Regions from separate parts of the Mus musculus genome. Here region 2 is linked to region 1. The links are chromatin loops, found by intact Hi-C in ENCODE. Cell type or tissue: left cerebral cortex. All regions are shown on one strand.

Region 1 (8,000 bases):
ACACTGGAAACAGAGGGAGTGTTCCCCACTGCCTGTATCTAACGTTGAAAAGAGCTGGAACGCTTTGAAGGATGGGCTAGAGAGCAACCATTTTTCTCTTAATGGGAACATATAAGGCACACGAAAAGAATCAGTAGCTAGCCAATAATATCCTAACAGTTTATTAAGTGGGAGACCCTGGGAGAAATGTACAATATAAAAAAGCAGGGGACATGGTTCACGCTTATCTGTTAGAAAGTCTGTGCCCTGACTGACCTATCTAAAACCGAAAGGGATACACAGGATTTTAGGTACACTTTGACTCAGGAGGCCATTCCCAAGAGGCACGATTGGGTCTGGGAAGGGACTAGGCTGCCTCTTCTCCAGATATCACACAAGCATCGGCTCTCTCCTCTATTTTTGTTTCCTCGAATTTCCCGGGACTGATGCGGGGCCTCGTGTAGACTAGGTGAGCTCTCTACCGCTGAGCTGGCTTCCCGCTGTCTCCATGTCACTCCTGCTGAGACTACTGAGCCTTGTAGCTTCTCTGACCAAGTGTCAAGCTGCCCATGAAGCCAACAGCTTCCTTAAATCAAAACCAATTAACTTGTGGGTTAAGGACTTACACAGACATTTTGGCCTGAACAGCGTATTTCATCTTTATGAATTGCTGTCGAGTCTGAAGAAAGCATAGGGCCATCCAGGCATTCTCTCAGCCTAATCGCTCCCAACACACACACACACACACACACATCAACACCCACACGCAGGCACACTCATGTAATACCTGTCAGCTGAGACTGTAACAGAACAGGAATAAGGCAGGGCCTAAAAAAACCAAGGCAAGGAGTCCTCACAAATACAGCCTCTGCTTGCCCTAAGTTATAACATGGAGGAGATGTTCATCTTCTGGTCACTATGAAAGCTCTCTTTCCCATAAATCCTATCCTTTCCCAAGGACATCGTTTCTGAGAAGTGTGCTTGTTGCTTGCCAGGATCTGGGGCTCTAGTTCAGTCACAAGACTTCTCATCTGAGTGGGAAAGCTTATTCCTGTGAAGAGAACTCATGGAAGGTATAGAGAGGAAGAGGTCAGAAGACTGATTTAAGGAGATGTAGACGTAAAAGAGGAAAAGTGCTCAGGCAAGGGAAGGCTAGACAAAGGCTGGATAACGGGCAGTTGCAGGATAGTAACAATATATAGAGATTTACCAACTAGTTCAAACCTAGTAGAAGAAAGAAATCTGGTTTCTATGGCAACAGGAAGCCAATTCCCCTGACAATGCTGTACCCCAAAACATGTACAGTGATAGTACCACTTAAACTTTTTTCCTTTGGAAAGAGCTGAGGTGTAGTTCAGGGCTAGAGTGCTTGCCTAATATGGGATAGGCCAAGGTTCAATAACTAGCATTGCAGAACGCAAGGATGGGGAGGGATAAACAAGTGCCTTTTAGACTGGCCTTGAGATAAGAGTCTTGGGGGTTGGGAAGCAAAGAGGGAAAAGAGAAGCAGCCACTTCATAGAGAGATGCAAACAGTGCACCACTTGCGGGAAAGGGTGCTCTTTGGGATCTTAGGGGTGCTTCACAGGAAGAAAATTTCCACGTAGCAAAATGCATCTGCTGGAGTAAACAAACTCGTGCTATGAATGAGGGACTTCCCAGGGTCTTGATAGTCTTGATGGATAGTCACTTGCCAAGAGCCGTCTGGCTTTGATCTACGGAATCTTGTTTTTCAAGGATTTACTGTTTCTCACTGTGCTGGCTTGGCAAAGACAGAGGCCAAGGAGTCAAGAGCTCGGCTCTGGGTCTGGCTTTGCAGCTTCCTTCCTTGGGAGAGCTGCGGCTCGGCTCGGTAAACAGCAGGCCACTCATTTTCATCCCGCCACATCCAGACGGATTGGCTGCCTTACCTACGTCAGAGAGCACCCGGATGCAGCTCTCCACCGAGGCTTTTTGGCTCGGCATCAGCCAGTTGCAGTGGTAAACTCGGAACACGCCTTGCAGGAGTTGCACAAAGACAGGCTGGCGGGTCTATAAGAGAGAGAGGCGAGGTGAAGAAGGCTGCAGAACACAGATGGCCTGGCTAGAAACAGAGGCTGTCTGGAACCCTCCACATCTTAGTGGGAGGATTCCAGAAGGGTCAAGGACTGGATTCCAGAATGTGTCTGCTTTGGTGTAGATGTTGACTATCCCCTAAAGAGCTATGTATTAAAGGGACTGGTCTTCAGACTGGTACCATAGGAAGGAGGTGGGACCTAGGAAGAGGTCCTTCGGGCATCCAAAGGACAGGGGGTGGGACATTGCCCTCCTCCTTGCTATTGTTGCTTTCTTTTTATGATTGGTTGAACATGTCTACCCCATCAGACACTCCTGCCATGATATGCTGCCTCACCGCAAAGCTTTGGGGAAAAAAAAATTAATCTTTTTTTGTTTGTAACTAAATTAGTCTGTTTTTTTTTCATCATATCAACAGAAAGCTGAAGAACACAGTGCCTAGATGGTGAGAGAAGCTCAGGAGCATTTTAAAGCAATAAAATAGTATCACCGACTTCATGTTACTTATTTTAGATGCATTTTAAACTTGATATTATCTAATGAATTCTGATCACCAGAGTGAGCAGGGAAATCAAACGCTCCAAAGCAGTAAAGCCACGCAACTACGAACCAGATGAATTAACCCAGGTCAGCGATTTCACCCTGGTGTGAGTGGCCCCCAGCATGTTAGATGTACCACAGTCACTTAGACCAAACTCTCCTTGAAGCACCATGTCCCAAGAAAAGCTCTGACCTCATGATTCTGCTGCTGCTGCAGCGTCCCAACAGCTGCACTACAGGTGCAAACCACCATCCTGAGCTAGCATCTGTATGTCCAATACTTTGTTTGCTTATTTAATTTACTTATTGTTTAACTGTATGCATTCATGTGTGTCATGGGGAGTCAGTTCTGTCCTTCTAGCATGGGAGTTCCAGGGATCAAACACAGGCCTACTAGGCATGCTAGCAAGTGCCTTTATACTTGAGCCATTTCACTGGCCCTAGACACTATATATTTTTTTTTTTTTTTTTTGGCTTTTTCAAGACAGGGTTTCTCTATAGCCCTGGCTGTCCTGTAGACACTATATTTTTAATTCACAAAAATGGAATGCCAGATGGATGTCAGCAGGGACGTCACCTCTATCCTTATTTATGACAGTCTCTTTGATGGTACAAAGACAACCCAGCTGTAATGGGTAGTGACAATAAATATCCATTTAACCCAGAGCACGGGCACAAGCCAATTGCTTTCTATGAGAAGACCTCTCTTTGGCCTCATGAGAAGAACTAAGTTTGCACTCCTTTTAAAGTAAGAGCATGCATACAGCTAGTGAATTAGATACTGACTTTCTGAATGCTTTTTAAAGTAGGGATTTCTTATCTCTATTCATGTGACATTTTTCTCTTTGGACATGCCAGGCAAAGGTGTATGGTGAGCTGCACCAGTCATCTGTTTGGGGCAGATAACTCATTCGGCTGCACTAAAGTGCATCGGAAAGGAGTAAAGAAAGAGGCGGTGAGAAATCTAAAGGGATTTCCATGGTGAGAGGGAACCAAGGCAAGTGCTAGAGGAGAAAGAGAGCCTGTTTTAAGAAAATGAAACAGAGGAATAGAATTTTCAGTTCCCCCCTACAAATGCGGTTCATGTATCTTCCCATTGTTGGGTGCGTGATACAAGCCAGATGTGTCATGCATGATCTCATTTGGACCTGGATAATAACTATGTGACATGGAAGTTACCTTTGTGTTCTAGTATAAGACAAAGGCTGGGCAAGGATAAAATTATCCAAAACTGCTAAGAGAGGCCAGCAGAGCGCTGACTCAACCTCTTCTCCCCATTCAGGTCAGCTGGGACTGGAATCTTCCGGAAGAACAGCCTGCCCTGCGCTCCCAACCACCCAGCAGCAAGCTTCAGTACTCATAGAGGTCAAGGGGACAGGGAGCCAGAGGAATTGGCCAAGGAACCTAGAGTCAGTTCCTATGGCTGTGGCTTCTGCTTAACCTCTGAGTTTATAAAGGGTCCCAATCGAAAGAGCTACCTGCCCCGAGTCCTTGCCCCTGGCCTGCCCCTGTGCTAAGAACTGCGCGAGTATCTCATTTAGCCTTAGAATGACCCTGTGAAGAAGGAAGGGGCATTATTATAAATGCTGAGCTTGAGACGAGACCCCTATAGTCTAAGTCACGGAGAAGTGTTCCTTGGTTAGTCAATTCACACGAACCAGTGTTTATGAGCCATCTGCTTCCTCCTGTCTGATACCTGGGCATATAAAGGTGACCGAATGAGTTCTCAGTAGTTGCCTCCTAACTGAAAAATGTGACAGGCAGCATGGTGACATCAGCTCACTTGACTTCTTAGCCAAAAGGACAGGGCTAGTCCTATAGTCTATTCATTGTTTGATTGGGTAAAGAGTGATACAGGGACTCAAGGATACATGTAATTTCAGGAGTTATCCACAAGGGGGCACTGCTGGAATGTGGTGGAACCTTTGATAGGTAAGGCACTGTGGAAGGGACATTGGGACAGTGGCTCCTTTTCATTTCTTTCTCCTTTTTCCCTTCCTGTCTTCCCTCTGCCCACCTTTCTCCCCATGCCTCCAGTTGCAGGCACCACACTGTAATGTGAAATAGTCCTGCAGTCCTACTTGGTTATGAATCCTATCCCTATCCTATCCATAACTGCGCCTTCCTCTGGCCTCTCAGCTCCTCTCTTGAACCATTCATGTTCCCTCCAGGCCCCGCGAAGTCCCTTCCCTGCCCCGGCTAAGACTTTATTTTTAATCTTTAGCCATTTTATCCTTCTGAGTCTCAGAGCTCAAGTACTAACTCAAAAAATTGGTAACTAGGTGCTGGTCGTTAATACCAGCATCAAAGGCCCAGCAATGTCTGAGACACTAGTCTGCAGACCGGTAGAGGCTGCCACATTTGAACCTCCTGCTGTGTGCTAGGTACTATACTGAATGTTTCAAATAAATATTGTATCTCATTCTCACAAGAGCACACCAAGTTGATATTATATTCTTGCCAGACATACACGATAAGTTCTGAGCCAGGTGTGGTGGCACCGTTGGGAGGTCAAAGCAGGAGGATCAGGAAGTCAAGGCCAGCCTTGGTGACATAGTGAGTCTGAGCCACCATAGGCTACATGAGACCCTGTTTCAAAATAGAAAGGAGAAAAAGAGAAGGCATGAAAAGGGAGGGGAGGGGAGGGAACAGGAAGTTCAGTGACCTCTCTGTGTTAACAGAGCTCAGATAGGACAGAATAGAGATTTGAATCCAATCTGTCTTGCTCTAAAGCTTCCAGAATTCTCCTCTTCCTCCCTGGAATTCACATTTACAAGCTGATACTTGGGCATTTCCCTGGCAGCTCAAATGCAGTGCATCTAACGCCAAATTCATCGGTCTCAGCTCTGACATAGGAGGCGGGAGGGAGAAAGAACTGAGATGTAGCTAAGGAGAAGACACGCCTTACAAAGGAACAGCACGAGAGGCTACACAGGCGTGTTCATTACCAATGAAAGGTTCAGAGATCTATCAGCTACGTCTTCAGAATTACACCTTGATTTCTGGGTATAAACTACACCTTAGGAGAGATTTGGAATATTTGTCATTTGAAGATTTACTTCTCTGGCAATTCTTGCTTATATGCTGGATAAATTTAGTCCACAGAAGGAAACAGTAGCAACCAAGGTGAGAAGCCATAATGTATGCCCCATTTAAAGCTGTGTGTGTGTGTGTGTGTGTGTGTCTGTCTGTCTGTCTGTCTGTCTGTCTCCAGGTACACATGTTCAACAGCACAGGTTTGGAATTCAGAGGACAATCCTTACAAGCTGATTGTCTCTTGCTACCCAGTAGATACAGGGATTGAACTCAGGTCGTCAGGCCTGTGAGCACGTGCCTCCACCTGTTGGGCCATCAGCCGACCCACGGCATACAGCTTATGGTTTTCAACACTGTTTCACTATCTCCTGGGGCATCACCATCTCGAATGTCACCTTCTACTACAAGAGAAGCGTGTCTGGCCTCATTAATCACTGTGATTTCCTGGTTGGCACTTGGTGTAAAAGTACAAAGAGATGATGCACCTGGCTGTTGTTAATGGGCTCTACTTCTCAAGAATGGATCGCCACTCTCGTGTATCCTTGGGTTCTCCATGTGCAGATTTATCAAGGACTGAAAATATCTGAAAAATCATCAGGTCTGTATGGAATTCATACACAGTTTTCCTTGCCCCTGAATAATATGGTGGGCCAACTACTCTCACAGCGGCTGCATGGCATGGCTCACTGTAAGTCGCTTAGAGACGATTTAAAGTCTGAGGGAGCATGTGGGTAGCTTCTATGCAACTATAACACCATTTACTGTTCAGGACTTAAGCACCCCTGGATTTTGGTATGTGAGGACCGAGAAGGTCCAAGAGCCAATCCCTACAGGTACTATGGGCAACTTCCCTTCTGCCCCCAAGGGCCCCTGACAGAGCCACCTTCCATTCTGGCTTTGCAGAATGGCTCATTTCCAGCTCCCTGCACATGCCTGGATGTAGACTGCAGATGCCCACATGAAAACTGTCCCTCGGGAGGCCGTTCTCACCTGCAGAGTGGTGCTCTGGTCTGAGAAGGGAGAGCTGAAGAAGGTGGTGACGATGCTCATCACGATTTCAGTGACGTACTTCTCCAGAATGGAGTCTGCGTGCTTCCTGTCGCTTGTGTTGTTACAGGCCTAGAAAAGAGACAGAGACTGGGAACTCAACTCGGTATGCAAGCCTACTCCAGAATATCAACAAATGACATTCCTCACGGGACAGAAGTAAAGATATGGAGGCCACAGTGTATAACAGATGATCATGAAGATTTCAGTGTGGAACAGGAAGTCACAGTGTATAATAGGTGACAAACAGGAAGTCACAGTGTATAATAGGTGACCACACGGGTTTTGGAATGAGAGATGCTTTGGATAGTATAGTACCTGTCCACTATTTAATCGTTCTGCTTGGAATAAGATTAGCCCTTTCTAAGGTTGGAGAATAAATTTTTAAACAAATTGAATAGTTCTATACCTTGAGTTACAAAAAAAAATCACTTATATTACAGATGAAATAAGAAATTACTAAAAAGAAAAAAGTAACAAAAGTATCAAGTATGAACAGACCCTTCCACTCAGAACTGTTCATGGAAGAAAATTCACAACTGGCTTTTACAGCATTTCTGAACAGGGATGACAGACAGTCCTATCATACTCACACACACAGACACAGACACAGACACACACACACACACGCCTCACCCTGCAGATGTCCACGAGGAAATTCTCAAACAACTTCCACATGTGGTTGCTTGTGTAAATCTCCTTCATCTCCACCTCCGTATCCACATAGCAGTGATTCAGGAAGTTAATGTAAGCGATCTTAACCTGAAGGGAGAAAGAAGCTCTTGTGACAACCCCGCTTCCACAAGGAGCCCATGAGCTCTCGCTTCCTCTCCAAGGTTCGGTGCCCAGTCTTATTCCACTACCCCTGCTGGCTCTCGTGTCTGTAGCTTTTTGATTTTCCAAATTCACAACTATAAAATTCAAAACCCCAAAGCATAAAGCTTTAGGGAGAGACTGTTTTTATGATCTCAAGGTAAGGTTGGATGAAAAGATTCAAGTTTGACTACACTGTTCCTGTTGGCAAGAAGGCAGCGTTATTACATGGTCCAGCCTGGGAGATGTTTGCAATGAGTGAAGCCGGGAAGGCATGACCCACGTCCACATAAAACATGACAGTTAAGTCTCCCTGGCAGCACCCTTTATAATGGCCAACCTGTGGAAAAAGCACACAACTGCACCAGTGATGGCTGGAGTGACGTAGTGTGGAATCTGGACATGAGGAAGTATTACTTGGTAATAGTGAAGTACCAATGCCTGCAAAGCTGGCACGAGCTGTGAGAAACTATTTTGCAATCACCCAGTCAAAACAAGGCATGCATGTGTGATTTCGTTTATACTGAATGA
Region 2 (8,000 bases), 340 kb after region 1:
ACAGAAGCTGGAAATGGTGATAGGAATCCGCTAGAAAATGTAGTCAGAGATATAAACCAACAAGGAACTACCAGCTTTCCAACAGAGATTAAGATACTGGAACAAACTATGCAGCAATTCAGGCTGAAAAACTTCCAACTGTGGCCAGGAACACAGGGCCAAGCTATGGGGGCTTCTCAGTGCAGGACGTGGATTGTTCTGGTAACACATCAAAAAGCCAGGCTCACGTTACCACCGTGACTCTTGCAAAGGATTTGGTAAGTTTTGAATGGACAATTACCGTAGGGAAAATGCTCATATTGGGGGTGTTTTTCACAAACTCCTAGAGAGATAATGCTATTCAGGGTGTGGTACTTGCTTTAAAAATATTACCTTCCATTTACTACCTATCCAATCAATCTATTTCACTGACAAAGGAAAATAGAAGAGAGAATCTAAATAATTACAATTGGGGCTGGCAGCATATAAATTTAAGAGAAATTAAACAGGCATTGTGGCAGGGAGTGAAAAGATAGATCCTGGAGCTAAACTTTCTCGCTGCAAACATACAAACAAAAACCCTGTCTGTGAATTCCTTCCCTACCCTTGGCCACTTAGTCACTTTGAATGGAGAGAATGAGAGCTGACCTTGCCCAGCCTTCCTTCATTTACCAACAAACACTGCCTCACTAATAGTCATGTGCATATAGTGGGATTCGGGATCAGCAGAAAAACATGAAGGACAAGAAAGGGACTTTACCAGTCTGGCACTGTCGTGTGCAAGAGTTAGAAACAAATGCAGCACCATCAGTGGGAAATATGCCCGATAAGCCACAGCCTAGGTAGAGGTTTCAATCTTTTTTTTTCCCATAAAAAACTTAAGAAAGAAAGAATTTATAAGCAGTGATTGTCAAGGAAGCCGAAGTAGAGACAGCATATAGCATGTTGAAAGATAAACACTCTAACTTGACTCCTCTTGGCCATGATGATTTCATCCGTCTTTGAACTCGGCAAGCATGAACCGGCCTTAATGTTGAATCGTGGTAAACGGGTGGGCGTCATCTTTCAGAGGGGTATGTCATGAAGTGTCCTTCTAATCTGCAGTTATAGACACACAGCAGACATCCAGTTTGTCCTGATTGCTTCACTGCAGCTCCTGATAACCTTTAACTGCAAGTTGGAACTGTTCTGATTAACAATATGTATCAAAGCCCCAGAAACTCAAGTACAAGTACGAAGTACTAGGACTTTACACATGAGCATGACTCTTAAGGAAGTTTCTTGAATCCTAGGGATACTTAAGGAAGTACGTCCTTCCTTTTTTGGGTGTGTTCAAAACCCAGCTACAGGAATCCTTGGACTTGCCCTCTCATGTCCTAAGTTTTGCTTCTAGCAGCTATTAGGAGACTGGGAGCCACCTAATTCTGACCAAGGCCCAATGAGATCTTAAAAATAACCTTTGCAGTTGATCTGAGGGACCTGACAAATGATTAGACCTGACTTGGCTCAAGAAAACCAATTAGTTTATTTTCTCCTTGGCTTTCAACTCCAAGGATGTGAGGATATGCTGGCTTCTAATCTGAACATTTCAGTATGCCCTTTTCCCTTTATATGGCACCCCAGAGCAAAGCAGACATAAAATTATTTTTTGCCTTGAGTTTTTCATGCCTTAATGGTTGTGTGAGCCCGTGAGCCAGGGTTTGCAGCAAGTATGCTAGTTTGACTTTTTGTAAGATTCCTTTTATGTATGTGGAATTCAGTGGGGAAAAAAATGAGCTGAAGATGAGCTGGGAATGTAGGTCAGTGATGGAGCATCTGTGTAGCACATGTTTAAGTCTAGATTGCATTCCTAACATCCATAACACACACACACATCCTATATCACTGGTACCACTAGACAGTCTGGGCAACTTTGAGGCTTGTCTTTAAGCATGTGGATTATCTTTTCTGAGAAGCAGTTTTTTTTTTCTTTTTCCTATCAGAGAGAGCTAGCCTCCCAAAATGCCAATATTCTATAAACTCCTCCCTATTGTAAAACTTTTGTAAATTTGTCCATTTTGCCACACCTTGGTAGAGATGGTAGAGATTCTTGGAACTCTCCATAGCAGCCTTCCCCTGCTATAGCACCCATTAGGAACTAGCCAATCATGTCAGATTGTGAGGTTGAACTGTCACCAATGGAGTGAGACTTAGCTACTTGTACTCCCACCTTGGAGTGATTGCTCGACTAGTGTGGGCCACTGTGCACCCTTTTGCCAAAGTAAAACTGCCTGGCTGAGTGACCTCTGCTTTGTTTAGTATCTCATTTTACAACCCCAGGAATATCCTTCTCCAATAGTTTTATTCTCAAGACTTTCATGTATGCCCTCAATGGTTGGCCTAAGAATCAATCACGTGGCTCTTCTTCTCCCCTTCTCCCTCCTCTTAAAAAATAGACCAGGACTTAATTTGGAAACTATGATTAGTACATCAAATCCCCTGAGTTTATGGACACTAATGACTGTAAGGAGTTTAAAGAAGATACTTATAGAGAATCTTTCAACTTCTTGATGCTGCAGGAGAGCAAACCCAGGAACTTGAGCATAAAGCACTTTGTCATTGAATTACTTTCTTAGGAACTAGCTTTGGAGACGGGGTCTTGCTATGAAGACTAGCTTGGCTCCTACATTCACGATTCTCCTGTTTCCACATCTAGTGTTGAGATTATAGGCAAGTGTCTAGCTAATTAAGTTATTCTTAGTTATTTTTTTGCACATAAAATAAAGTAGGCTAAATTAAGAGATTGCATTAGACCAACTGTTTTTATAGATAGGCCTTAGAGAAGATGGCAAAGAAACACACACACACACACACACACACACACACACACACACACACTTTTATTCAGTAGCACAACGAGCTAAAATTGAGTGTAGGATCATCACACTGTTAGTGCTTTGAGGGCAGGGGGCATGTTTTCTTATTCTCTGTATTCCAACTCATCACTTGGCATACTTTTAGTTCTTAATGAGTATTTATTGGAGTTACTTAAGAATGGAGCAATATTTTTCTTTCATGTTAGATACTTCTAGCTTAAAAAAAAAGCAACTGGATGCTGTCTTCTTCAATCAAATGATGTCATCTTCTAGGCCTCGTCTAATACAGTGCCTGGTATATTATAGTCACTCGACTATTTGATGAATAAAGAAAAAAAATAGGTGGTCTTCGCAGACATCCTGGAATGTTTGATCTTGACCAAGCCTTAAGAGCTCATTGGTACATGGAGTATTATCTACTTGTGTTATTAATAAACTGTCAATGCAAATGCAGATGTGTGTTGCTGGCTATGAGTCATAGATGAGAGGGCGCTATTTCTCACATTGAAATCCTGCTTCACCTTTTGAAATCTGCTATAGAATGTATTATCCCATTTTCTGCTCATAAAATCCTAGAAGGAAGAAAGAGCAGCCCTAATTTGTTCTTATTCTGGATGGGGGAAAGCTATACAATTTTAAAGTTATTTTCACTTCGAAAACAACAAACTCTGTGGAGTAGGTAAGATGCTGAAGTCATACTCTTAAGTCTGACATCCGAGGGGGCACCCCTCTGCCAGCATCTTTGGTCTTTCCCTATTCCATAAGCAACTTAGGCCATGGTCTGAGGGGTTGAAGGGTGGAGTAGGGCTTTGAGGTAGCAGCCATTTATTGAGTTCCTACAGAGCACTAGGAACAGTAATTCCCAAGCAGCTGAGAAGAGGGTCTATGACTTAAACTCTAGGGCTTCTGAGGATCTGAAGAAGTTAATTTATGTGTGTCCAAGATCTCTCAGCATGGCGGAGACCTCAGCTAAGTTTGACTCCAGGGGCTGAGATTCATAACCAAGCCTTTCTTACATGTCAGATAGCCGAGACCAGACATGGAGATGGTTTTCTCTGATCCCTCAGTAAGTTCTGAGTACAAGCCAGACAGGGGGAAAAAGCTTTCTGAAAAGTCACGCCTCTGCCACACACATGTTAGGGAACTGCTATTTTACAGACAGTATAAGGTAAGAATCCTTGTTAAGGTCTTATTACAGGTTCAAAGAAAAATATTAAATTCTGTCCATTTAAGAACTTTTCTTTCAGACCAACAGCTTATTTCCCCCTCGAGAGAGAAAGAACATGAAATTGGGTAGATTGCGAGGTGGGCAAGGATCTGTGAGGATTTGGGGGAGGGAAAAAGGATGACAAACATATTGTATGGGATTCTCAAAGAGTAAATAATAGTAAGACGTCAAGAAGACTGCAGTTCCAGTAAACAACCTTGATGAAACTCATTGGCTCTCTGTCTCCTACACACACACACACACACACACACACACACACACACTCACCACAGCGAGATGAAAGATAAAAGGGGCACTAGCCAGGAAGGTGAAGGATTACTGGGAGAGGGTGAGGGACCAGAGAGGGTGGTGGTGCATATCATCAAAACACCTTCTGTGCATATGTGGAAAAATGTCATCACAAAACTCATTATTATGTATAATCAACATTTGCTAATGAACATTTTAAAAATGCCATAGTTAAACTAGATACCCCGTGTGCTAATAAAAAAAAAATAAAAATATCGGGGGTGGGGTGGGGTGTGTGTGTGTGTGTGGGGGGGAAGAAGCCTGTTGTTACAGCCAATTTGACAATTACTACCACGTGGGGGAGCTATGTGTCTCTCTTTCTTGGCTTCTAGGAAAGAGCTCTAGCGCCCCCGGGGGCAGTGAGTAGCCCTGGAATTCTGCTCTGCAGCGAAGTGTGAAACAATCCCCTTCCTACTCACCCCCCCCCCCCCCAGCTTCCTACTCCCCCCAGCTCTTTAGACCTGGCTCTACATGGGCATTGGCCTCAACTACTCAAGATATAAGCAGCTCTCTGGTTCCTTCCATGGAGGCTGTCCGCAGGCCTCTATCTCCGCCCCAACATGGAAGGGTGCAGGCTCCCCTTGGTGAGAATTAAGAGGAGTCTTGTAGTCAGCCCCTGTGGGGCTACAGGACATCCCTCCAACCCAGTCTAGAACAGCGCTGGCCCCGCCTGGGGAGAGAAGGGAAATAGACAGGCCCTTTAGCACCGCCCCTAAGATCGGTGAGCTGCTTTCTAGCTCCGCCCCCATATAAAGGGCACTGGCCCCGCCCCCGGGGGAAAGGGACAGCCCTCTAGCGCCGCCCTCTGGCTCCGCCCCCAAAGAAAAGGGCACCACCCCCAGCCCTTTCAGCCACTTAGCCCTGCCTCTACCTGGAAAGGTTTAGGCCTGGGCTCCGCCCCCAAAGGCCACAAGCTCACAGGCAAGTTCTCCAGGCCGCACGCTACATCTTGTTGTTCTGTCGGGGCTACAGATTCCTCCTCAGATGCTGCTATCTCGAGAGAAAGCTTCTCCACACCTTCCGCAGACATTTATGGTCTCGCTTCGACTACTCGCCTGACCATTTTGGGCCTCCGGGAGGATGCTGGGAGTTGTGGATTCTGCGGCCCTACTTCCTCATGGGAGTTGTAGTTTTCCGTCCCAACAGGCTGCAGGTGAGGGAGATACCTCCCTCAGCGTCGTTGGGGTGCTTTTCCTCTGGATCCCACTGTTTTAAACTAGATACATAGCTGATAATTTCAGAACCACAAAAGGTACAAAATTTGGAGAACTTGAAATGTTTTCGTTTTTTTCTGGGGAACCTTGTGAAGCCTGGTTGTTTGTTCAGCCTTTGAGGGTTTAGTAGGTGTTTGGAAATGTATCGTCTAAGCTGAGGGAGAAAATACAGTCCAGAGAATATAAAGATCTAGAACCCGCGGAGAAGTTGGGTGACTGGCACAGAATTTGTTTTTGATAAGGTCCTCTCCTTGTAAGCTCACCTTGTCCCATTATACAAAACAACAAAAACCTGTTTTGAGTAGAGTCACTCACTGATCACGCCAGAGTTTCTGTATCTGGTGGAAAATGTTAACATTGCCAAATCTCCCCATTTTGCTTGTCTTGCTTCTTTTTCTTATTCTCCCTCTATCCCCTCCTCCTCCTTCTTCTCCTCCTCCCCCTCCTTCTCCTCTTCCTCCTCCTCCTCTTCTTCTAATTTTCTATCTTCACTGCTTTCTGTGATAATAGGGTCCCACAGGGCATCCACTCTTGTTGACCAAAAGTTTGGAGGCTAAAGGGGGACACTGAAATAGATTGTCCTTATAAGAGATTCATTAGAAGATACATTGATGACACAGGCAAACAGACAGACAGGCAGACAAAGGGCCTTCACGGCAGAGCAGGCATTTCTTCTTAGAGGTTTCAGAGGAAGAAGGGAGTAGTTGATGAGTAGCTTGCAGGTAGGCTGTTCCTGAGTTATCTATGAAAGTCACCAAATTACTCTAGCTTCTGGAATTGTTACAGATCCATACAAACGGGGCAGCTTTACAAAATGCAGGATCTTAGGTTTTTCATCTTTGTGTTTTAGAGAAAAAAATTACAAATGTATGTGTGCATAAATAAATATATTCTATATACTTAGGTGTGTGTGTGTGTGTGTGTGTGTGTGTGTGTGTGTGTGTGTGTGTATTTAGCTAGATTTGTTTCAAGACAGGTTATTAGTATGAAACCCAGTGTGGTTTTGAACTCTCCATCCTCTTGATTATTAGGACTACTTGCATGAACCACTGCATCTAAATGTCTTAATTGGCTTTATTTTCAATTCTAGAAAAAGGACAACATTTCACCCTGTAAGGTAGAATAAGCATTCTGATTTTCTGAGCGTAGCATTGGTTGTATAGGAAGAGAAGAGATGGAAAAGCAGAAGCAATAAACAAAAGAAGAATGGTCCTTTCATAGTTACTCTATCCCTGTAAGGCATGGGCAGGAATACAGAACAGTAGGAAAATAAATCATTGCTTAGCACCAGAGTAATGTTTGTGTGCTAAGATTAAGGCAGAGGAATTTTATTATCCTGGGATATTTGTCTGTTATCTCTTTAGTTCTTTATTTCTGCAAAAGGTTACATAGACAGGTTAGTTTCAGCTTGGTGACAAGTGACTCTATCTTGATTTATCGTCTGTCATGGGGTTTTGTTGCAGCAATAGAAACATTAACTAGACAACCAGGATCCAGAAGTTATCATTATTTTGAGATAGGATCTTGATATTTTGCCAAGGCCTGTACTCGATGTGTAGGTTTAACGGATCCTCCTCCTTCAGCCTTTGGCATAGCCAGGTCAGGTGCATGACCTTCCCCTGCCAATATGGTTTCAGACATAAAGGACTAGGATGGCAGTCTCCAGCCCTTAGCTTCTTCTCTACTTCAGTTATGAATATAGGATGCTTTTACTTTCTGACTTATAGGATCCTTAAGCTTAAAATGACTAGAACTAATTGACTCCTCGACAAACTTTTATTGGTAATCTAACAGAGCATCCAAGCAGCAAGCAGAGAGCGTCCTTACCTCCCACCCATCCCCCCGGCCGGCATAATAAGGAGATAGTTGTGCTCAAGTCTTGGTTCTATCTTCATAGTAGTTTTCATTTTTATCACCTCTTACTTAGTTCTAGTTTTAAGCAGCAATAGAAATAATTAGAAACCTGTCTTCAAACTGTAGCAATGACAGTAAGAACAATTGGGGATATAGAGAATAGCATAGTTTAAAAAGATGACTTTAATAGACCAGGGAAGAAATGAGACCCTAGAATTTTATAATTAGGTTTTACATTGTAGCCATAACATGGTCATTGGAACACCCATCATGGGTTTTAGTTTTTTTTTTTTTTTTTTTTTTTTGTTGTTGTTGTTGTTGTTTTAGAGTCATCTAAGTGATCAGGATCAAAGTGCAATCTCTGGCCACACTTGACATCAGGCTCAAAGCAATTTATAGGACAAGTGCCATAGCCACTAACAGAGATGTCACATGTGCCCTTTCCTATGGGAGCAGGGCTTGAAGCTATACCTTCAGTAGGTCACAGAGTTGTCTGTGATCTTTTTCATCTTCTTAGAGGATGATTCAAATGTAGGACAAGGATTCTTGTTAATCTATTGAGATGTCTTTAAGACAGGAGGA

The links. Peaks named below come from ENCODE experiments on the same cell type or tissue, not always from the same donor. Only the 100,000 strongest peaks of a DNase experiment are listed, where the experiment ranks them.
Region 2: a loop joins it to region 1, with 9 times the contacts of the local background. A loop is called at or near these places in 2 of 42 quality-filtered maps.

Annotation. Positions count from the first base shown.
Region 1 is chr6:108,404,818-108,412,817 of GRCm38, reverse strand. Itpr1 (inositol 1,4,5-trisphosphate receptor 1) reads right to left here. Exons shown (of 62, transcript NM_010585.5): 34 at 7,293-7,418; 35 at 6,600-6,728; 36 at 1,889-2,009. Among named protein-coding and RNA genes, the nearest start is that of Gm35165, 64 kb to the left of the region's middle. In left cerebral cortex, a CTCF peak has its summit at 4,469 (motif pointing right); DNase peaks (open chromatin) are centred at 1,910 and 4,480.
Region 2 is chr6:108,062,461-108,070,460 of GRCm38, reverse strand. Setmar (SET domain without mariner transposase fusion) reads right to left here and starts at 5,416. Exons shown (of 2, transcript NM_178391.4): 1 at 5,222-5,416. The coding sequence starts at 5,380. In left cerebral cortex, CTCF peaks have their summits at 4,684 and 5,171; DNase peaks (open chromatin) are centred at 1,728, 4,707, 5,163 and 5,404; H3K4me3 peaks cover 1,330 bases; H3K27ac peaks cover 1,379 bases.